3 separate regions of the Homo sapiens genome follow, and regions 1 and 2 are each linked to region 3. Evidence: chromatin loops called from intact Hi-C (ENCODE). Cell type or tissue: endothelial cell of umbilical vein. All regions are shown on one strand.

Region 1 (8,000 bases), 300 kb before region 3:
CCAGATAGATCAAAATAGTATGCACAATTCTGAAATTACAAAGAGAGCTCAAGACATCTCTGTTAAAACAAGAAGTAGTTGGAAATCTTTAGAAAAAAGCCAGTCACCACAAACATCCCAGGTGAGTTCTTACCTGCCTTCAAATGTGTCCGAACTTAATGTCCTGGATAGCAGTACATCAGATCACTTTGAAGAAGGCAATGATGATGTTGGTTCACTAAATATTTCCAAGCAATGCAAAGATATTTGTGAATTAGTAATAAATAAACTTCCAGGATACACAATGTAAAAATACATGCTTTTAAAAAACTTTCAAGGACCTATGTGTACTGTTAGTGAAAAAAATTTTAAAGCTGTTTTAGTTCATGAATTATGTGAATAATTTTTTAAAGAAATATGAATTAACGTTATTCCTTTGATGTTTAAATGGTATTTTACCATTAAATCTGATAATATTGATTATTAAATCATATAAACAGATTTCTTTTTAAATTGTTTAATCATAAGAATAAAAGTGTGTCTTTCTAAATTGTCTCTCTTAAAGTGTCTAGTCTACAGTATTGATCATTCTAAAGCTGACTTCATGCACACCACTGAAAAAGAAGGCTAGTTAGTAAGGACAGCCTCAAATTTTAATTGGAACAAATTATTTAACAAATATAGAAGACTTACTGTGTTAGATGCAGAAAGGTGCAGAATCTATTTATGATAGAGCCCTGCTGTTTTAAAAGCTTACAGTTGTATGTAGATAAGAAGTCTTCCTTGACATATACATATCCCATATCCCCAATAGGTGAAGTTGCTTTTATATGCTCTCATAGTGCCCTGCACCTTTTGTTTATAAGCCACAATTTGTGTGATTACTTGATTAAAGTTTATCTTCCACTAGGCTTCAGTTGTGTGATGGGATCATATTTGTTTTACACATCAGTGCATTTTTGTATCTAGCACAATTCCTGGCATGTGGCTGCAGTGCAATAAAAACATTTGTTGAAAAAAACGAAGCCCAGGCATTTAAAATACCTAATGGGAGGGTTTAGAATTAAGCAGCAAAAATAAGCAGATTCCCTAAAATAAACCTGCAGAAAATCCTTATTGGAAATATATTTGACTGTAATATTTCTGTTTTGCTTGGTATAAATAGCCTTCAGGTGTTCTCTGAAATATTTGGAAAGGGAAACTTAAGAAGGTATCTTTTATACAGTTTCTGATATAGGAGTTCAGTTTCTTGTCATTTCAGTTTGTTCAATGGTTATTTTTAGTGTATGGAACTTTGTTTTTATGAAATCCAGTGATAATTTATAATTTATTCCATTGGTTTTATATTTAGACTTTATTCTGTGTTCAAATATTTACATATATTTTCTTCTAGCTGTGTTATACTTTAATTTTTAGACTTTTTAATATATCTAACGTTTTTGAATGTATGAAGTGAGGTTCTAATTTCCTTTCTTTAAAGGTAATTAATTATATAGGTATTCTGAATGATCATAATACTAGAATATAGATAGATGGTAAAAAGAGAGAAGAGGATGTTACATTTTGGGGAGCAATATGAATAAAAGAGTGATGGGAATGAGCCTGATATATTTATGGGACAATTTAAAATATTATCTTGAATAGAATGATCCACTCATGCTACAGAGTGGTAGAAAGGACATTTGTTGAGTAAGGAAAATGCCAGATTACAGAGAGCCTCAAATGCTAAGTATAATAATAGAATTCTAAGCAATAGGAATAACAGATTATTTTAGGTTATAAATGAGCACTAGTAAGTAGTCATGACATTTTGAATATTTTAAATTATTGAAAATAATAAGCAGAGAAATTATATCAGTTAAAGTTTTGAGATATGAAAGGTTTCTGTGGCTAGTGGCTATGATCTTAATTTTTCTAAAATATAAAGCATATAGTATAACATTTCACAAAATCAAAATATTGTAATGCCAGGTATTGTAACTAGATGTTTAATGATGTGAACTGTGTAAATTGTTTAATAGCAATTTGTCATTACTATGGAAGAGACAATAAAAATATAAGCAATATCAGAATCATCAAAGAAATAATTCCTTATAAACCAACGTTTTATTTGGTAGAGAGTAAGTCATTGTCTGTGGTAAGAATAGGTAAAATGATTAATTTAGCAAGTCTAAGGTACAACAAGACCAAAAAACTAATGCACTTTAAATTACAAAGCTGAGTAGCTGAATCCGCTTCTCTTTGAGTTAATCCATGAATACTTATTTCTAGAATTGTGATAATTGTTTCTTCTAGTCTAATTCTAGTGAAAATATCTGTTTTCATGTATTTAGTCCTTCCTATTACATTCTACAAATTCTACTCCATGTTTTAATTCTACAATCTATAAGCTTATTTTAAAAGAATTTTGTAATAGATACTATTCATGGAGCCTTATTTATCTCCTTAGTTGCTTAAAATTATTGAAACATGAAATAGTATTTCAAGTCACAAATAAGGGAGACTGTCATTTCATTGTAAAACCAAGCTATTGCAAACCTTCCAAAAGGTCTTCTGAATATCATGGGTGTCTAAACTGCTATGGACAAAGCTGAGTGGGAGAGGGTCTAAAATGCAAAGTGAGCCACAGAAAAGATGTTAAGACCTACCTCTATGTAATGTTGAATGTTTACAGCTTAGGAACCAACCACCAATAATAAGTCCTCTGAACTGTTCCCATAAACATTTGCAGAGGGCTGTGCAGATGCATACAGTACGCTGGGTTTTTTCCCTTCACTTACAATGCATGCTATTGATGACATTTTCAGATGCAAAGAACAATGATATTAAACTTCTATCATGCAATTATTATGGCTTTCTGCTGAGAGCCACTCCTTTACATGTCAATTAATTTAGATTTTTCTTCATGTACAAGCAGTGAATTTAGTATGGAATTACATTTAGGAACCAGACTTTTATTGGTAGCAAAATATAGGTCAAGACTGTTAATTAAAAAACCCAGCTTTTAAATTACCACACTTGTTGGCAAGGCAGATAAATTTCATAACAAAGCAACATATAAATAATATTTAAATTTCCTGCATCAAACTGTCCTTGGGCCTAGAGAAAGACATTCTTCAGTCGGTTTATGTTTTAATTTAGATTTAAATATTTAGGGAGTTGTACAGAATGACAATATATAGGCCAAAACTTGCTGAGTCATTCTTTTCTTATTTTTAACCTAAAACAATACAAGGAAAACTTCATTTGGTCAAGGACCAAGGCTTTCTTAAGTGATTTTCTCTGGAGACCTAACTGTCATGCCTGGAAGTAACAGACTTCAGGAGGATCTTCATTAGCTTGGAGTGCCAAGCCTTAGTGTTAGAAGTATTTCGTTGTTTTTAAAAACTCTTCTCAGATCTCTGTTATACTGAACTATAATAATTCTAGAAAAAAATTAGAAAACTTAGATAAGAGGTTTTGCTTCAAAATTGTGTACTAAGGAAAGGTTATAGTGTTTTCCTTCCAAAATTCCACGGAAATGACAGACATAAAAATATGAATGCACCCGAAGTAGCCTTGGAAAACAAGGAAAATGCTGGTGGTGGACAAGACACCCAGTTTGAGGAACTTCTGGAAGACACAAAGCAGTTGAGATTATGTTGATGAAAAAATTGGTTACAAATCCACTCTTCAACACAGCCCCATGAGAATGCTTCTGGAGAAATGAGAAGATGGTATTTTCCAACAGAGCCCCAGAAAAAGTTCAAGCTGGTCGGCAGGGCTTGGGCATAGGAGCAGGTTAAGGGACAACTGAGGGAAAAGCAGAACCCTGAGGACAGGCAAGAAGCTGGGGTGGGCTCAAGGTTACCTACTAGAATAGGTATTGGGACCAAGGAGAAAAACTATTTTTCACCTTTGACACCAAAACATATATTCAAACTGTCTCAATGTTATTGGAGCGACTACTAACCCTAGTGGCAAATTAAAATGGTATAAACCTGGTCATTGGAGACAGACAAATGGCGTTTGCATCCTTGATTATTTTACTCCTTGGAGACTTTCTTCATTATAGAATTGGTTTCAGGATTGAGTCAAATAACATATATAGCATATATGACAATGAGTGTGAGTGAGTGTTAGGTGATGTATTTAATGATATTACAAAGAATGCACCGTGGTATCTGTATTCCAGCCTAGGGGGATGCATTTTCAATTAAAACTTCAGTCAAGAAATCAAGTCTTTCTTCCAGAAAGTTTAAACAACTTTCCTATAGCATAGCAAGGCAAAAGAAGTCCATGGTGATAAAAGAGTCAGCACAGACTTCTGGCCAGGCAAGAAGACTTTAGGTCACAGAGCACAGCCACAAAACCAAGCAGAAGAAGGAGCCCTTCTCAGAGTACTAAGCAAAATGGGGCATCTAGCTTTGTGCAGAGTACTTAGGAGAGGGGACTACAAAATGTCCTTACTATACAGAAAGAAAGGAAACACTGATCCAGGTCCCCAGTAAAGACAAAATTTTCTAAAAGAGCAAGAAAGTGGTGTATCAGTGCTGGGAAGCATACGTTTCCCTGCAAATCTAGGTAAGTAGCCCCTCCTATATGAGGTTGTTTTAAAACCTCCTAAACAATTTTTTTTTCCTGTTTATATATAGTCCATGTTTTTTCATAGTAGGTACACAAAAAATGTTTATTCTTTCCTTTGAATACCTTGAGGTCTGGGGTGGGGATGGGGTGAGTGGGGAAGGAGCTGTCATAATGCATCATAATAAAATAGGTAGAAACTTACAGAACGAGTTGGGAAGGGATGAGACTTAGCTTTCAGGCCAGATACTGTAACTGAGTAGTAGAGCCCTTGGTAGCAGAAATCCATGAAAAGATTTGGGTTTTAAATTGAAAGGAAGTTTGTGTTTTACAGGAACAGGGCAGCACAGGAGATTAGATGAGCTCCTGAGCAATAGTGAGACAAGGTAACAGCTGAAGGTCATACTCAGAAAGAACATAGAAGAGAAGAGGTCCATGAGTCAGTAAGTCGGTGACTGCAGGATCAGAAACCTATACTTATAGCTTGACTATTTAGGATACTCTATGTTATGTCCCTTTCTATGTGCTTCTTGTTTTTAATATCGTTCTTTTTGAAGGATCTTCTAGTTGATCCATACAAGCAGTAGGAAATGACTTTGGTTGTGGCTATAATTGAGCAGAAATCCTAAAGGGAGAGCAGCATATCCCTAGAGTCTACATTATCAAAAGACTGAGAAAAAATATATAGGGCCTTTTAGAAAGTCCCTTCTTTTTACCCAAAGATTTCTCGTTCAGCTCTTCTTTACTGAAGACCTTGGAGCACTTCACAATTTGTTTTATTAAGGGAAGCTGTTCAATCACAGAGAGTCTCACACCCATCAGCTGCCTTGAGTACTGTATCTCATTACTAACAATTTCAGCGTCAACCTTGTGGAGTGAATTGGGACTGAATTCTGGACTCAGAATGACGTAACAAATAGTGGATTGCTTTAGATACAGAGGAGTCTATTTTCAAAAGAGTTGGCCTGAAAATTGTTTCTTGCATATCCAACATTTTTAAGACTATTTCCAAGTACTTTGGGATAGTGTTTATTAACCTGAGGGAAAAGATCTTTGTAATCGCCTGAGAAAGTCCAGCATGGGCGACAAAAGCGAGACTCCATCTCAAAAAAAAAAAAAAAAAAAAAAAGTCCTGAGTAGGAACATGCACGCCTCTTGTTAGCAAAGTACTCTGTATCCCTGATATTCTCTGTAATAGCCAGAAGCCAAGTATGTCGGAGGGCAGAACTTATATTTTCAGGGGAAACTTCCTTCCATTCTAGTGCTTCTTTTCTACAGTGATTTCTTGGTGCCCTCTTCCTACCTCACTGATCACAGTGTGAGTTCCTACTGTCAACCTCTAAAAACCAGTGTGAGAGGCAGGATCTTACTAAAATTATGGCTTCATTTTTCATTGGCAAATAGGATTGTTAATAATTTGTTGATGTGTTGTTGTCATTAATTTTAACACTAACGTCTTCTTATACTGAATAGCACTTTACAGCTTATGAAGGACTTCCACTGTTTCACTTCATCTTTACCAGAACCCTGTGAGCTAAGTATTAATATAGATGAGGAAACAGGCTGTTTTCCATATTCATTGCCTTTCTCACTTTCATAGAGAAACTGAAAGACTTTCAGCATAAATCTCAGAAAAATAATGTTTCTTCAATCCTTATAATATCATTTCCAGAATCAGAGTCTATCATTAGATTAAATTCCAGTTTATTTTATTTTGTTGTGGTAAGAACACTTAATATGAGATCTACGCTTCTAGCAAATTTTTAAGCATACAATTCATTCTTGTTGACTGTGGGCACAGTGTTGCACAGCAGCTCTCTAGAGCTTATTAACCTTGCTTGACTGACACTTTATGCCCAATGATTAATAATTTCCCATATCCCCCTCATCTCAGCCCCTGACAACCACCATTCCATCCTTTGATTTTACACATCTGACTATTTTAGATACCTTGAGCAGAGGACCTACCTAAGCAATGCCTGGACTCCTGACTCATGAACACTATCAGAAAACATGGCTGTTGTTTTAAGCTGCTAATTTGTTATGCAGCAACGGAAAAATAATGCAAGTGGCCATTGAAAAACACCATGGCAAATCAAGAGGGGGAGACTTTGAAAGAAAGGAAAAAGCTTTATATTTTAGATACTTTAAGAAAGATCTATTTTTATTCCTTTTTTGAGCAATAAGACCTACATTTTCATTTTTGACAGAGTGCCACAAATTGTATAGCTGGCCCTGGTTGTTACTCCAAGCTGGTAGAGGCAAATCCAATTGCTTACATGTTTTCCATTGTGTTATCCAAGTACATATAGTATTTGGCACTACCTTTGTGGACATAGTTATGTGTATCATACTGGAGCATTCTCTGTTGGGGGTTACACATTTTCTCTTCAGAATCTAGAACATTATCTTTAAAATTTTAATTTTACAGTCTGAACTAAAATGCCTACATTTCACACTACTGACAAATTTGGCTTCTAACACTTGTATACAGGATTACTCATAGCAACTCTTAGGAGGTAGAGCTAATGTGATTCTGCATACAGTATTTTCAGTATGTAACATGAAATTATTGAACAATACATAATCATTTATTAACTGTCTCTGTTCTTGTCAGTTACGGTGATTTCCAAGGATTTTTATAAAGATTGGCTTTCTTTTTTTTTTTTTTTTTTGAGACACAGTCTCACTCTGTTGCCCAGGCTGGAGTGCAGTGGCACAATCTCGGCTCACTGCAAGCTCTGCCTCCCGGATTCATGCCATTCTCCTACCTCAGTCTCCTGAGTAGCTGGGACTACAGGCGCCCGCCACGACACCCTACTAATTTTTTGTATTTTTAGTAAAGATGAGGTTTCACCATGTTAGCCAGGATGGTCTCGATCTCCTGACCTTGTCATCCACCCGCCTTGGCCTCCCAAAGGACTTTCTTAATAACGTTTCTTTAGCACTAGTTGCAGACTTCTATAGTAGTGCTATGCCCTTCAAATGGGTTGTTTTGCCGATGTTCTTGGGATATGTAAGTGTAACCAGTATGGCCCCCTGCACTAGTGTGGGGTATAAATATAACAATCCCCCTTTTACATTCCAGTGGATTATTCTAGCTCCATATATTTATGTTAGCAGGAAATCCAGCACCAAGCTTTTATGAACTCCATCATCCTAAATGGTCCAAGATCCTGAGAAGCTTACTTGGCCTTATTTGCATGGTTGCTCTTGACAAATGCCAGGCCATGTTGCCCACCAACTAGACTTGGTTTTCAACTGCTGTGGCTTCTATTGCTGTGACACAGTGTTGCACCTAAAGACCGGTTGCCTCTCTGGTTCTGATCGCCACACAGATCTCCAAGGTACAAGTGATTATGGTTTTTACTCACGAGCTAACATTTATGGGGTGGCTGGGTCTGAAGTTGTCTTAAAGGCCTTCCTCATCACGATCTATATATTCTGTGTGGAACAAG
Region 2 (8,000 bases), 87 kb before region 3:
CTTCTCTCCCACTCACGGTGATCTGCTGGCCCCATGGTGACGAGTTGGGCCTGTCCACGTGTCTGGCTCATGGAAAGGCAGGGATGTGGCTCAGTATTGAACCCCAGTCCCACTACTCGTGCCTGCAGCAGGCCACCAGACCCTTGACTGAATTAGGATCTCTTCTGTCCAGACTGTATGGCCCAGACTCCAAATCCATGTTCCCCAGAACCTTTGTTCATTCAGTACAAAAAAACAAATTGGGCCATGCAATAAACAGGTCATCAAGCAGAGCTCTGAGGACCCAAAGAGGACTCAGTTGTGGCTTCTCTGTTTAGGGAACTGCCATAGAGTGAAGTAGGAAAGTTTGCAGAGCAAGGGGAGAGGAATGCTGGGCATGGCCCCGGGCTGTCAGCTGGTGAGGAAGAGCTGTTGAGACTGAGGTTGGAAGAGAAGCTGCGGGCATGTGGAAGGGAGAGGAGAGTCCCTGCAGGAGGAGCAAGCAGTGTGCAAGCATGTGGGGCAGGGAGCACAGGTAGTGTGTGCACAGTGTGTACACAAAACAGTGAGAGATGGGGGGGGAGTGGGAAACACAGCCAGTGGCAATACTGGAGGTCTCTGGGTAGCAGATGAAAGAGTCTAGCCTAATTCTTTCTTTTTCTTTCTTTTTTTTTTTTTTTTTTTTGAGACAGAGTCTCGCTCTGTTGCCCAGGCTGGAGTGCAGTGGTGCGATCTTGGCTCACTGCAACTTCCGCCTCCCTGGTTCAAGTGATTCTCCTGCCTCAGCCTCCCGAATAGCTGGGATTACAGGCTTGTGCCACCACATCCAGTTAATTTTGTATTTTTAGTAGAGATGGGGTTTCTCCATGTTGGTCAGGCTGGTCTTGAACTCCCGACCTCAAGTGATCTGCCTGCCTCGGTCTCCCAAAGTGCTGGGATTACAGGCTTGAGCCACTGCGCCGGGATGAGTCTAGCCTAATTCTTGAGGCAACAGGAAGATGTCAACTCCAGGGCTTATCTACGTGGCTGTCTAGACCCACACTGCTGGTCCTCACTGCCCCCTTCCAGCCACTTGCTTCACGGGCCTGTGAGTCCTCTTGCTCAGTCAGCCCCTGGATCTAGCTGTTCCTGCAACCACCCTGTCCTGCCTCCTGAAAACTAAAGGAAATACTCAAGGGACACTCTCCTTGTTGAGGGAGATAACAGAGATGGCTAGTTACCATTTATCATCTGTTTTCTCCTTCTTCTGTGAACACACGATTTCATTCTGGGCTCATGGCTGCCCAAAGTACACTTTCCAGACCCTCTTCCAGGTGGCATGTGACAATGTTCCGGCTGATGGGATACAACAGGAGGATATTGTGGCAGCTTCCTAGAACCTCATTAACAGACTGCTGATGCATGCCCTTGGTCTTCATTTTCTGTGTCCTTTCCTCTATCCCTTTAAGCCTGTAACTTAAATTGTGGAACTCAAATTTTGGAAGCTACCATACCAACCATCATCAAAGTCCAAGAGAAATAAGCTTCTAACATGCATGCCACTCTTATTTCATGGCTCACTGCCAAATCTAACACAACTGGTATATTGAATTTGCTTAGAGTCTAGAAAGAGAAGATAGGCATAACTCCCTGGTATGCTTCCCAAATCTTCCCCCATTTACATTAGGTTGGACAAAACATGTATAGTTTTGTATGAAATTTGAATATAATGTTTTGCATCTCCAGCACACACAAAGACGGTGAGCACAAACGGCTAAATCTGTTGTAAACATGCTGCCACAGAAAAGGGTTTTGCAAACATTTTGTGTAGCAATCACCTAGGGGATGAGATCTAAGAGCTATTTATCCTTCTGACTTTCACAGCCTATCTTCTGCTTCCATGTAGCTTCAGCAGCTATTGTGGATTTCGGGAATCCCCATTACCCAGGCTGGAGTGCAGTGGTGCAATCACAGCTCACTGCAGCCTCAAACTCCTGGGCTCAGGCAAATCTCCTGCCTCAGCCTCCTGAGAAGCTGGAACCACAGGTATGAACCCCATATCTAGCTAATTTTTCAATTTTTTTGTAGAGATGGGGGGTCTTGCTATGTTGCCTAGGCTGGTCTTGAACTTCTGGGCTCAAACAATCCTCCTGCCTTGGCCTCCCAAAGCTCTGGGATTATAGGCGTGAACCACCATGTCTGGATTTATTCCAAATTTCTCAATGCCATTTGTTTGTTAGCTGGTTAAAACTTTAGGTGCCAAGTTATCTTTTCATTCTGTGTTTCTTATTTCTGCTGGACCACCTGTCTCGGCACGCTGGCAGAGGGCCTTGTGGCCTCCGACGGATGAGCTTCCTCTTTTTGAACAGCATTAAGAGGTGACGTTCCTGTGGTCCATCCAGGACTTCCACCATGCCAAGTCCCCCCATACTCCCAGAATAGGACCCACAGCGAAGATTTCCTCTGCCACACGGCTCTCGCCTGCCCCTTCCCCTTCAGAAAACACCTCAGCCCGGATGAACACTACACATCCTCAGTCAGGTGCCACACTTGTTTTCCAGGAGACTTACTCCAAACTGCCATGATTTCTGAGGTTGAATACAATTGGGCAGATGTAGGCACTGAGCAACTGAAAAAATATGTTATTAGTCTCCATGTGAGTTAGGGGGAAAGGCTGTCACAGCCAATTCTGACTGGATGGTTTAGCTACATTTTGAGTTCTCCTTATGAGCTTAAAATATAATTCTGATTCTAAAGTGGACACTGTGCAGAGCATCTAATTTGACCCTTATAACTCAAACATGGAGGCTTAGAAATATTTATAGGGTATTTAAATTTGTCCTCATCATCAGGACAAGCAAATAATGCTGTGGTAGAAGAGACAAAGAAGACCTAGATAAGAAAACAAACTGCTTATTGGTGCCTAAGCTTAGGATATGACCCAGGGCACAAATCTCAGGTTAAATCAAAGCCCTCTAGGATTTTTCCAAAAGCAATGGTTCCCCAGATGGCTGGGTTTCCAATTCGGAAGCTGAGGATGACAGGCTTCAAAATTTAGCTTTCGACAGAGCTCTTTCGGAGCTTCCTGTGCCATCCTAGCATTTCTGCCTTAGGTGTTTGGGAAACAGAGCAATACCTTGATGTAGTAGCGGATGAGGATCCTTCGGAGGTCAAACACCTGCAGCATGGTGGCCGCGTTGTTGTCCAGGATGCTGTAGCCCTCCAGGATGTACTGGGTCTGCGTGATTTCCCAGGTGAGCCAGCGGAGGTGAAAGGCAGCGTTGCAGGACAGCAGGTGAGGCAAGTGGCCTGGTTTGCAGCAGCAGCAGCCTCTGTCCTCCTCGTCGCCCTCCATGATGGCTTCTACCTCCCTCTGCTGGCAGTAGGTTCCTGGCCGAGCACAAACATGAAGGAAGTTTGAAGAGAAGGCATGCTAGAATGTTTGCTTCAACGGATTTCCCCATGCCTTCATCAGAGGGGAAGAGGCTGAAGGGAGTCGAGGAATCAGGAAATTTGTTTGTCCTCAAATAAGTCCCCCAAAGAAGTCACAATTCTCATAATCATGAACTCTTTTATTCACTCACATTCAGTCTGAGTCTCTGTAGAAAATATATTTAAACGATTTAAAAATTTTTATGGAGATATGAGCTAAATGTCAACACAGAAGAACATCATTTCAGTGGGAGGCAGTAGTTGACAAACAGGTTTTGAAAAAGGTAGTACATACTAGCTACTTGACTTTAGTCCATTTATTTAACTGGTCCAGGCTTGTTTCCTCATCTGTAAAACAGGCTATTGTAAGGATGAAATAAAATGGCATATGCAAAGTGATTAGTCACCACGCAAAAATGGTAGTTGTTCCTATTATTTTTACTAGATTGTGAGCTCCCTAAGGGCAGTGCCTGGCAGGTAGAAATTCAGTAAACACACAAACAAATAAATAAACAAACTGATGAGCTAGTGAATACCTTACTTTACTCACCAAATATTGAGTGCATCCAATGCACTGTGAATACAGCAATGAAACAAATATATAAAATCCCTGTCCTTGTATAGCTTATCAGTTCAGGTTAAAGAAGACAGACACAAAAAAATAATAATAAAGCAAAAAAGGTCTGGAATGACAGGGTGGGAATAGCTATTTTAAATAGGGGATCGGAGAAGGTCTCCCTGGGATGTCTGAGTAGAGACCTGAAGGAGGTCGGGGGGAACTCAGCGCAGATAACTGAGAGAAGGGTTTTCCAGGCAGACAGATGACTACGTCCAAGGCCTTGAGGTGGGAACATACTTATTATATGTTCCTAGAGCAGCACGAAAGTCTATAGTGGAGGGCACAAGTGGGAAAGTAGTAGATGAAGCAGAGAGGTAGCCAGGGGCAGATCCAACTTAGAATGAGTTAGAGGAACGGTTGGATGGCTTTAGCTTAAAAGAAACGTGGTCTGACTTATGTCTTAGGAGGACCACTCTGGCTTGCTGCCCAGAGAAAGGACTGTCGAGGGAACAAGAGTGGGAGCCAGGGCATCACTTGTGAAGCTGTTAGTGAACCCAGATGCAAGAGAATGATGACTTGGTCCTGGGTGGCTGGAGGAAGTGGTGAGAAATGATTAGATTCTGGATACATTTGAAAGCAGTCTGATGAGAATTGTTGATGAATTTCAACATGGGGTATTGAAAAGATGAGAAAAGAATGATGCTAAGGTTTCTGTCCTGAGCAGGATGAAGAATGAAATTACTATTTACAGAGGAGAGGAAGATTGCAGGAGGACCAGCCTTTGAGTAGGAGTGAAGGGAAGATCAGGGATTTACTTTTACATATGTTAAGTTTTAAGTGCCTAATATATCAAAATGGAGATGTCAGGGAGGCAGCTGGATTAAGGAATCTGAAGCTCTGGGGACAAGCCCTGGCTGGAGATTTATAAAATCTAGGAGAGTTATTAGCACGTAGGGGCTATTTCAAATCACCTATATGCTAATAAGAGAGTGTACAGAGAGTATGGAGAAGAGGTCTGAGAAGTAAACTCTGAGCATTCCGACATTTAAAGGTTGGACAGGTGAAGAGATCCCAATAAAGTGATAGAGCAGAAATGGCAAGTGAGTTAGAAAGAAAACCAAGTCCCAAAAGACAAGTGAAAAAAGAGTTTAAAGGAAGAGGGAACATCAGTTACATCAAATGATGCTTACAGGTCAAATTACATGAAGAATTAACTGTTAGATTTGGCAATATGGAGGTGTATGTTGATCTTTGCAAGACGGGTTGTGGTGGAATGGTGGGGGAGGGGTAGTCTCATGAGCGTGAATTCAAGAAATAACGGGAGGGGAAAAAGCAGAGACGGTGAATGTAGGCAACAATTTCTGGAAGTTTAAAAAATCTTTTTGACTTTATTATCTTTCTTGGCACCTTATTGCACAGGCTAGGATCTCCTGTACGCTGCTGAGCAGAAGTGGTGAAAATTGGCATCCTTGATTTTTCCAAAGAAGCATCACTTAGTTTCATTATTTTTCCTCCAATGTTTCTCTATTTTCTAGAGAAACCATAGACATCCAACTCTTATCTCTAAAATTTTCTTCCTTTTACTTGCTTTGGATTTATATTCATCAGTTTTTTCTAGTACGAGGTGAAAACTTACGTCAAGGGTCACTAACGTTTTTCTGTAAAGGGCCAGAGAGTAAATATTTTAAGCATTGTGGGCCACATGTGGTCTCTGTTGCAGCTGCCTCTCTTCCTCCTCCTGCTTCTCTTTCTCTTCCCCTTCCCCTCTTCCTTTTAAAAATGTAAAAGCCATTCTAAGCTCATGAACCCTAGTTTGCCAAACGCTGGCTTACATCTCGATTTTAAACCTTTCTTCTTTGCTAATATAAACTTTTACAGCTGCACATTTCTCTCTATGCATTGCTTTAGTTGCATCCCACACATTTTTTATATGCTGCGTTTTGTTTTCATTCAGTTCAGTTATTTTGTGATTAACTTAGTTATTCCTTTCTTGACTCCTGAGTTTAGAAGTGTGTTGCTTATTTTCCAAATATTTGGGAATTTTTATGATGTACATTTTTGTAAGTTTCGAGTTTAATTCCAGTGTTACTGGAGAATGAACACTTATTATTTCAGTCTCTTGAAATTTATTGAGAGCTATTTGATGGCTTAGCACATGGTGTATTTCGGTGACTGTTTCAAATGCTCTTGAAAACATCTGTATTCTGCTGTTGCTACATGAAGTGTTCTGTAAATGTCAATTAGTTTAAAATGGTTGACAGTATCATTCAAATATGCTAGATACTAATATTTTTGTGTGAATTTTCTATCACTTATTGAAGCTATAGTGTTAATGTGTTCAACTATAATTGTAGATTTTTCTGTTTTTACTTTTAATTCAGTCAGTTTTTGCTTCTTATAGTTCTGTTATCAGGTGTATGCACATTTAGGACTGTTATGTCTTCTTGATGAATTAACTCTTTGATTATTATGAAATATACTTCTTTAGTGTGGTGATACACCTCATCTTGAAGTCTGATATTAATAAAGCTAATCCAGGTTTCCTATAATTAGTGTTTGTAAGGAATGCAACTTTCTATCTTTTTATTTTTAAATAGCACAAAACAAATAGGTGTGAGGGTTCCTAAGACTCTCCAGATCTTTATAGTTAAAACATCTCTTGTAAACAGCATGTAGTTAGGACTTGCTTTTTTATCTAGTCTGATGATCTCCAATTTTTAATTATAGTGATTAATCCATTTACATGTAATGTGGTTATTTATAGGACTGGGTGAAAGTCTACTATTTTCCTATTTGTTTTTATTTATCCAACTTTTTAAATTTGTATTCTTTCCAGTCCTTTTTTTTTTTTTTTTTGAGATGGAGTCTCACTCTGTCGCCCATGCTGGAGTGCAATGGTGTGATCTCAGCTCACTGCAACCTCTGCTTCCCGGGTTCAAGCCATTCTCCTGCCTCAGCCTCCTGAGTAGCTGGGATTACAGGTGCCTGCCACCAGGTCCCGCTAATTTTTCATATTTTTAGTAGAGATGGGGTTTCACCATATTGGCCAGGCTGGTCTTGAACTCCTGACCTTGTGATCCACCCACCTTGGCCTCCCAAAGTGCTGGGGTTACAGGTGTGAGCCACCGTGCCTGGCCCAGTCATTATTTTTTAATTGAGCAACTTTTGGTATTTTATTTTTTATTCTCAATCAGCTTTTTAGCCATACCTCTTTTATTTTTTCAGTTTCTCTAAGGGTTATAATCTGTGTGCTTTATCTTATCACAATCTACTATGAATCAATTTCATATGAGTCCTCCAATGATATAAGACATTACAATGGAATATTTATCCTCTCATGTTATTTGTATTATTGTTGTCAAACGTTTTACTTCAATATGTAATTTAAACCCAAATATACATTCTTATAATTTTTTGCTTAAACAATCAATTCTAAAAGATTTTAAAAAGAAAAAAATCTTTGCTCACATATTTGCCATTTCTCACAATCTTCATTCTTTTGTGTAGAGTCGATTTTTCATCTAATATTGTTTTTTAGCCTGAAGAATGCCTTTTAAAGTTTCTTATAGTGCAGGTCAGTTGGTGATTATCTTAGCTTTTTTAATCTGAAAATATATCTTAATTTTGACTTTATTCTTGAAGAATATTTTTCCTAGATGTAGAATTATGAGTTGATAGTTTTTGTTTTTGATTTTTCTTTATGCACTTAAAAATATTATTCCATTGTTTTCTGGCTTGTATGATTTCTTTTGATAAGTCAGAGATAATTCACACTGTTGGTTCTCTCTATATAATGCAAATGTGTTTTTAAACTCTCTCATGCTCTTGGTAAGATGACGATTACAAATCTCACATGTGCTTATAATTTTTCTTTACCTTTAATTTTCAGAAATTTGATTATTACACATTTAGGTTTGGTTTTCTTTGTGTTTGTCTTGCTTGGGATGTGTTGAGGGCCTGGGATCTGTGGATCGATATTTTTCATCAGTTAAAAAAAATCTGGATAATATGTCTTCAGTTGCTTTTCCACCCCTATTTCACACTTCTCCAT
Region 3 (8,000 bases):
TCAACCAAAAATTATGAGGCACACAAAAGGGCAAGAAAAAAAATTCACTCCTAGAAGATAAAGCCGTAATCAAAGTAAGACTCAGAGATGACACATATAGTGGAACGATCTGACAGGGGATTTAAAAGAACTGTGATTAATATGTTAAGGGCTGTACTGGAAAACAACGCCGGATGAAAGATTGAATGGGTAATCTCCGCAGAGAGATGGAAACTATAAAATAAAAAGTCAAGTGGAAATGATAGAAGTGAAAAACACAGTCACAGATATAGAAGGCTTTCTTTCCACAGGTTCATCACACTGGACACAGTCGAGGAAATAATCAGTGAACATGAAGACAGGTCAGCAGCAATGGCCCACACTGACACACAAAAATACAACTGAGTTCAAAACTGCAAACATTACTGAGTATCCAAAACCTTCAGAGCAATACCAAATTGTCTAACATAGGCATGTTTTGAACCTCAGAAAGAGAAGAGGAAGAGGGCAGAACAAAAGAAATATTTGAATAAATAATAGCCAATAAATTTCCAAAATGACAGACACCAAACCACAGATTCAGAAGATCAGGCAGGGCGCAGTGGCTCACACCTGTAATCCCAGATCTTTGGGAGGCCCAGGCGGGCAAATCACCTGAGGTCTGGAGAAACACCATCTCTACTAAAAATATAAAAATTAGCCGGGCTGTGGTGGCACATGCCTGTAATCCCAACTACTCAGGAGACTGAGGTGGGAGAATCACTTGAACCCAGGAGGCAGAGGTTATAGTGAGCTGAGATGGTGCCACTGCACTCCAGCCTGGGTGACAGAGGGAGACCCTGTCTCAAAAAATAAAAAAAATTAAAAAAAGGAAGATCAGATAGTACCAAGGAGCATAAATATACAAATGAACAAATGAATAAATAAACAAACAACAAAAACCATATGCAACAACTGCTGGAAACAAAAGACATATATTCAAACTGCTGAAAACAAACGACAAAAAGAAATCTTGAAGGCAGCCAGAAAAAAGACATATTCCACAGAGAAGAACAAAGGTAAGCCTTGCAGAAGACTCCTCAGAAACCATGCAAGCCAGCAGGTCATAGAGGGACATCTATAAAGTGCTAAGATGGCTGGGAGAACTGCCATCTTGTGGAACTATCAACATAGAATTCTATTCCCAGCAAAAATATCTTTCAAAAATATAAGAGAAATACTTTCTCATGCAAACAAAACTGACAAAATGTCTTGCCAATAGGCCTACACTCAAGAGCTGTTCAAGAAAGTTCTTCAGGCAGAAGAAAACTTCAGGTCAGAAACTTGAATCTACACAAAGATATAGAGCATTGGGAATGAAATAAATAAATTAAAATCATGTTTAGAAATTTTTAATTGCTCTAAAAGAGCAATTTTCCTCTAAAGCAAGAATAGTAAACAACGGATTGTGTGTTCTTAGCATATGTAAGAATAAATATATGACAATAATAGCACAAAGGAAAGGAAGGAGAAATAATGTTAAAATTCCTCACACTACATATAAAGTGGTATATTATTTAAACGTAATATTATTTAAATTTAATATATATTTAAATTTATATTATTTAAATAATATACCACTTTCTGTGTAGTGTAACAACACCACACATATACCTTTAAAGGCAGATACTGACGAATTAACTTTTATATTCCTAATATAAGAGAATGACTTTTAAATGGCACAAATAATATGTCAGTAGAAGAAATAAAATGGAATAAAGAAGTAGTTCAAAGTGACATCCCCTCAAAGATTATCCTGTTATCCTTCTCTCCACTGCCCTGATCACTTGTCTCCTTCTAGAGACTCTTAAAATATTTGGCATATCATTTTTTATCACACGGAAAGTCGTACAGAATCTTGGCAGCAAGAATGGGCACTGGAGTCAGACCCGGGTTCTGATGCTAGGTCTGCCTCTTATTAGTTGTGAGATGGGTTTCAGTCCACTGAGCCTCAGTTTTCTCATCTGCACAGCAGACTGGTGCCTACCTACCTCAGCAATTTATTGTGAAGATTGAATGAGGTCATCCATGTACATTTTTAGCTCAAGAACCAGAATATTATAAGTACTCATAAATACAGGTTATTTTACTGGTTGCACTTATGAGATTGTTTCAAAATTATTTATTTTTCATTTTTTATTTTTTGAGACAGAGTCTTGCTCTGTTGTCCAGGCTGGAGTGAAGTGGCATAATCATGGCTCACTGCAGCCTCAACCTCCCAGGTTCAAGCGATCATCCCACCTCAGCCTCCAAAGTAGCCTCCCAAGTAGCACCACCACACTTAGCTAATGTTTGAATTTTTTGTAGAGATGGAGTCTCCCTATGTTGTCCAGGGTGGTCTTGAATGCCTGAGCTCAAGCGATCTGCCCACCTCGGCCTCCCAAAGTGCTGGGGTTACAGGTGTGAGCCACCACACTCAGCCCCAAATTATTTTTTATATGTCTGTCTCTCCTGCATCCCCCATTAGAATGCACTGTCATTGGCAGCAGGCACTGGTATTATTTACAGTTTTACTTTTATCTTCTAGAAGATTTGTAGGATCATAGTAGGTATTTCAGTTAATGCTTTTCAGAAAGTGAAACAAGTGACTGAAGGCCTCAGGTATTGTTCCAGTTCATCAAGCGCATAGGCTATAGGAGCTTGGGTTCAATGGAATTTTTCCGATTACTTCATGATTCTCATTTACATGTCACATCTTTGCAATTGCCACTGCTTTTTCTGATAAGACAGGTATTTATCCTCTCTTCCTCCCTGGATGTTTCAAATTTTATAGTAACTATCTCAGTCTCATTCATAGCCTTTCTTCACCTAAGGTAGAAACACCATGGTTTGGACCACTCAAAGTACTTCCAAAACTGCTAGTTCAAGGAAAGAAAGAATGGGAAAATCTGTGACCTTGAAGATCTTGTCCTAAATATGAGCACCTGGTATAGAATTGAAATCTGCAGGTTCCAAATGTACATCCTATAAAACAAGATGCCTACAGCCAGCACAGGAAGGCACATGCCAGTGGTCAGCCTTGCAAGGAAAAGGCTTCCCTGGCGCTTCACCAGATTGAGTTCTCTATTCTGGAAGCACTTTAAGGAGGGCCTTTCAGAGGGCACTCCTAGGTGCTGAATGAGCAAGGTTTTCAAAATTCTTTCAGCAAGTGAGTCTAGAGTTGTCACCTGTCTTGAATTCCTGAAGCCACTCAAGTAGCCTTTGTGCCTTAAGCACACCTTACTTCCCTGCTCCTTAGAAGATTTACCAGCTCTGGCTCTTCAATTCTCTCTATTAATGAAGGCACATCACTGCCCAGAGGGACTGCAACATTTAACCAGTGAGAATTCTCTCTTTCAGCAGAGAATGCTGCAAACTTTTTAAAAAGATGGGCGTTCGTAAATACTTCTTTGATGTGTTAGCGGGATGAATGTGTCTGTGTAGATCTTTGAACAATATAACTAAATTCACATATTTATTATAGTATACTTTGGCATGAGAATTAAGCAAAAATGAAGAAAAAAATTTTAAGTCTTACATGCTAGGCTTGATGTCCCAAATGGGGAGAAAAAGCTGACTCTTACTTTGAAGGCTGAAGGGCAGAGGAGTTACTAGCGTGTATTTCAGCCCCTCCCATGAGATGAACTGCAGTAACTTGCATGGTTTGAGTTAAGGGAAATCATCCTCTTTGTGTGTGGGTGCCGTCCTAGGGAGGAGAAGACAAGAAAGTGGATGTGTTAGGCTGTAAATCTTTAAGGGATGTGTAGGTTCTGTGCAGGCACTTTCCTGCAATTACACAATACAACACTAAGAATGCAGCCACAGGCTGTGGTCACAACGCAGTGAGCTGGCCAGTTGGGTGACATCAGCTTGTCATCACCAGGGTAGATTTACAGCTAGAAGCAGATTGTGGTTTATTCTTCCTGGTTTTGCAAGAGGGATTCTGATGACTAGACAGCACAGAGCAACAAACTCACAGCTCTACTGGCCCTGTGCTAACTCCCCACTGTGAACAGGACAGCAGGCAGCAGCTAGACAGCTGAACAAGATTCATAAGAAGCCAAGAAAATCAAAACATACACCTTGAGAAGCCAGAGGAGGAAATCTAAGTAATCCATAGGCTCAGTCTAAAAGCCTTGCTTCTCCCCGTACTCCCTTCCCCCACCACTATGAGTCAGCATCTCTCTAGAATAATAAAACGCCACCCAACCCCTGCATCCAAGCTAAGAGTTTATTTCTCAAAAAAACAGTTTTCCATCTCGGAAGCTCTCAAATGAATTCAGTCAATATGTGCTGAGTAATTATTACGAGCCTGCCTCTTGTAAGATGTTGTGTAAGGTAGGAAAGAAAGAAATACAGCAGTGGTCTCACCACTGAGGCATTTCCGGTCTTCCTGGGAACACAGACGCACTAGAGGTGTGTGTTCTTTGTTTTCAGGCATAGTGCAGAGCTTGTGAAATTCTTTCCCTGAACCATCCTGGGTGGCAGCTGAGAGTGCAAATGTATCCCTGAAAGCCCAGAAAATGTGTTTTGCCTATGCAGTGGCTGCATGGAACTTCTGCAAACCAGTCTTTACTCCTGAGCCTGTGCAGACTCGAATAGCACTGAGTTCAAGTCAGCCTCTGTAAGTGACTTAGGATATGCTAATGAACAGTCATTGTAAGAGAGCAATATTCAACATTCCGGAGTTTTATTTCATATCTACTCTGTGCCTGACTGTGTTCTGCAAATTGGGGTTCTATCAGTAACCAAAAGAGACAAAGATCTTTTCCTTCAAGGAACTTAATAATAGTGGGAGATACAATAATATAATAAACAATTATAAAGTGTGTTATAAGATGATGACGGCTATGACAAAAAGGTAAAAAGTAGTGCAAGTACTTAAAAGGGTGAAAGGATTGGAAACCTGGGGTGAACGGTGAAGTAGGGTAAAATTACAATATGAAACTGGGTGGGTCAGGGCAAACCTGACTGAAAAGGTGAGATCTGAGCAAAGGCTCAAAAAAGGATCGAGTCCAGTGGATATCAAGGGAGGAACATTTAAAGACAAAGGAAACAGAGCGTGGAGTCTCCAGTGGCAGCACATCTGGCATAGTGGAGGAACTGCAAGTCTACCTGGGTTGGGCATGAGGAAGAACAGAAGAGGAGGTCAGAGCAAGAACGGAGACCAGTTGGTGCTGGGCCAGTGTCATGGGTTTGCCTTTTACTCTGTATGAAGTGGTGAGTCATTACAGGGTTTTGGGCAGAGAAGGTACAAAATATGGCTTGTGATTTGAAAGAAAGACTTCAGAGACGTTTGGTTTCTGCTGTGGCATGTAAAAAGCTTGGAAGTTATTTTTACAAGAAGAAGAAGCTGGATAAACAGAAAACTGATGGCTCGTCTCAACCCATCAGATCACTGATATTGCAGCGGTCACAGAAAACTCTGGACTACGGAGCGACAGGCGCATCCAGAAAGTCACAATGCAGATTAGCTTCTGTGGGGCAAAAGGTGCTGTGGCCATAAACTCCTAGGAACATTTAAATGATAATTTTCATGAAGTTATACAGGCTGAGGGTGGCCTACCATGAGATTAAGAAACTCACAGGCACCACGGTCTTAGGGAAGGGCCTACACTTTCAGGGGTTTTACTTCCAGAAACCCCACTAGGTTCTCATGGTGAAGATCAAGAAACATCCCCTCACGGCTCTGGTAGAAGGTGGGGAAGATTAAACAATGCAAAACACACAGGCTTATCCTCCAGAGCACAGCACTGCACAGGAGCCGATCCCACGTGGGAGAAAGAACTTCCTTCCCTACCAGTTTACTCCAGTTTATCTCACTGGAAAGAGGAAGGGAGGAAGAAACATAGTCATTGGGTGTCAGGGCTTCAGGGAAATAGATTGAGACTACTACAACCAGGGAAGGAAGTCGAGGGCATTAAAAAAAAAAAGTTTACCACTTTGGAAACATTTGTGAAGGTTACAGCCCGGAGACACAGGCCCAATTAAAAACAGATTTAATTGGAAGATAATAGAATGCTCCCCCTACCCCACACCTTACCAGCACACCAACAGGAACTCAATATAATAACACTAGATCCCAGATAATAGCGCTACAAGACATAAACCGTTTCCGAAGAGAAGCTTTAAGGGAAACCGAAAGTCAAGATGAGACAAAAACAAGGACACTAGAAAAATCTAAAGCCTCTGAGACCCACAGCTAAAGGCTAAAGCAACGTTAAACATGGCCTAACTCTTAGAGTAACATAAATTCTCAAATTAAATGCTTTCTTACCTCAGTTCCTGTCACCTGATACAACAGGTTCAACTTTGAACAATAGATTAAGGGCATAGCAAAAGGCAGGAAAAAATGTAGTTTAGAGAACTAAAGGGCCAGCAAGCCTCAGAATCAGAGTCATATATAACATAGATGTTGGAATTATCATACAGGAGATGTATGAGAGTTCTAGTGGAAAATGTAGTTCAAATAATCCATGGCAAAAAGAAAGAAGATAGAGAAAAAACAAACTGAAAACTATAACAACAAAAAAGACAAACATAAACACTACCATATCAATGATTACATTAAATGAAATGGTCTAAATATACTAAAGACAAATATTGGCAGAATGGAATAACAACCATAACTCAACTATATGCTGTCTATGTAATGATATGAACAGTTTGAAAGTAAAAGTATGAGAAAATGTGTATTATGCAAATATCAACCAAAAACAGGAGCAGTGATATCATTATCAAATAAACCTCAGAGAAAGCAAAGAAATTACCAGAAAAGACATTATATAATGATAAAAGCATCAATCCACCAAGATCTAACAATTCTAAATGTATATATAACAAACAATAGAAATGCAAAATATGTGAAGCAGGAACTGATAGAACTGAAAGAAAAAACAGACAAATCACAATTATGATTGGAAACTTCAACACACCACTCTCAACAATTGACAGAATGATTAGACAGAAAAAATAACAATATAGCAGAACTCAACAACATTATAATGCAACAAGATATGATCAACTTTTATTGAATACTCTATCCAAGAACAGGAGAACGCACAGTCTTTTTAAGTGTCCATGGACAGATACAAAGATAGACCATATTCTAGGCTACACACACACAAACACACAGACATTAAAACAAACAAACAAAAAACTCAACAAAATGAAAAGAAATGAAATCATACAGTGTACTCTGACCATAAAGAAATCAACCTAGAAATGAATAATAGAAAGATAACACAAAAATATCCAAACCCTTGGAAAATGACATACTTCTAAATAATCCATGGATCAAAGAGGAAGTCTTAAGGGGAATAAGAAAAATACATTGAATTGAATGAAAATGAATGTATAACACTTCAAAATTTGTGGAGCACAGCTAAAGCAGTGCACAGAAGGAAATTTATAGCACTAAATGCATACATTAGAAAAGAGGAAAAGTCTCAAATTGATAACAACATCCCACCTCAAGAGCCCCCCCAAAAAGAAGAGCAAAATAAATCCCAAGAGAAGAAAGAAAATAATAAAGATAAAAGCAGAAATCTATGAAATTACAAATAAGACAAAAATAAAGAAAATCAATGTAACAAAGAGCTCTTTGAAAAGATAAATAAAATTAAGAAATCTCTAGAAAGACTGACAAAGAAAAACACAAATTAATAATATCAGGAGTGAAGCAGGAGGTATCACTAAGGAAACTGCGTATGTAGAAAGGGCAATAAGGGAATACTATGAACAACAACACATAGTACAACAGAACAATAGTAAATTTGTCAATTTAGAAGAAACAGATCATTTCCAAAACACAGCTATCAGAAAACCCAATATGAAATAGGTAATTTAAATATCCCTACAACTATTATGGAAATTTAACTTATAAATTTAAAAACTCCCTCAAAATGTTCTCCAGACCAGATGGCTTAACTGGAGAATTCTAACAAAGGTTTAAAGAATTAATGCCAATTCCACAAAATCTCTCCAGAAAATAGGAGAGGAAG

Evidence for each region. Peaks named below come from ENCODE experiments on the same cell type or tissue, not always from the same donor. Only the 100,000 strongest peaks of a DNase experiment are listed, where the experiment ranks them.
Region 1: it touches region 3 in a loop (2.7-fold over the local background); 2 of 110 quality-filtered maps call a loop at or near these places.
Region 2: a loop joins it to region 3, with 4 times the contacts of the local background. A loop is called at or near these places in 3 of 110 quality-filtered maps.

What each region holds. Positions count from the first base shown.
Region 1 is chr1:232,807,879-232,815,878 of GRCh38, forward strand. MAP10 (microtubule associated protein 10) reads left to right here. Exons shown (of 1, transcript NM_019090.3): 1 at 1-2,051. The coding sequence ends at 289. LOC101927711 (a long non-coding RNA gene) reads left to right here and starts at 7,451. Exons shown (of 6, transcript XR_949278.3): 1 at 7,451-7,889. In endothelial cell of umbilical vein, no CTCF peak of the experiment used is centred here; no DNase peak of the experiment used is centred here.
Region 2 is chr1:233,022,052-233,030,051 of GRCh38, forward strand. PCNX2 (pecanex 2) reads right to left here. Exons shown (of 34, transcript NM_014801.4): 26 at 3,095-3,348. Among named protein-coding and RNA genes, the nearest start is that of NTPCR, 75 kb to the left of the region's middle. In endothelial cell of umbilical vein, a CTCF peak has its summit at 3,375 (motif pointing left); a DNase peak (open chromatin) is centred at 3,340.
Region 3 is chr1:233,109,264-233,117,263 of GRCh38, forward strand. All of the region lies in intron 21 of PCNX2 (pecanex 2), which reads right to left. Among named protein-coding and RNA genes, the nearest start is that of NTPCR, 160 kb to the left of the region's middle. RefSeq lists an enhancer at 5,339-6,538. In endothelial cell of umbilical vein, no CTCF peak of the experiment used is centred here; DNase peaks (open chromatin) are centred at 3,878 and 4,338; H3K27ac peaks cover 3,488 bases.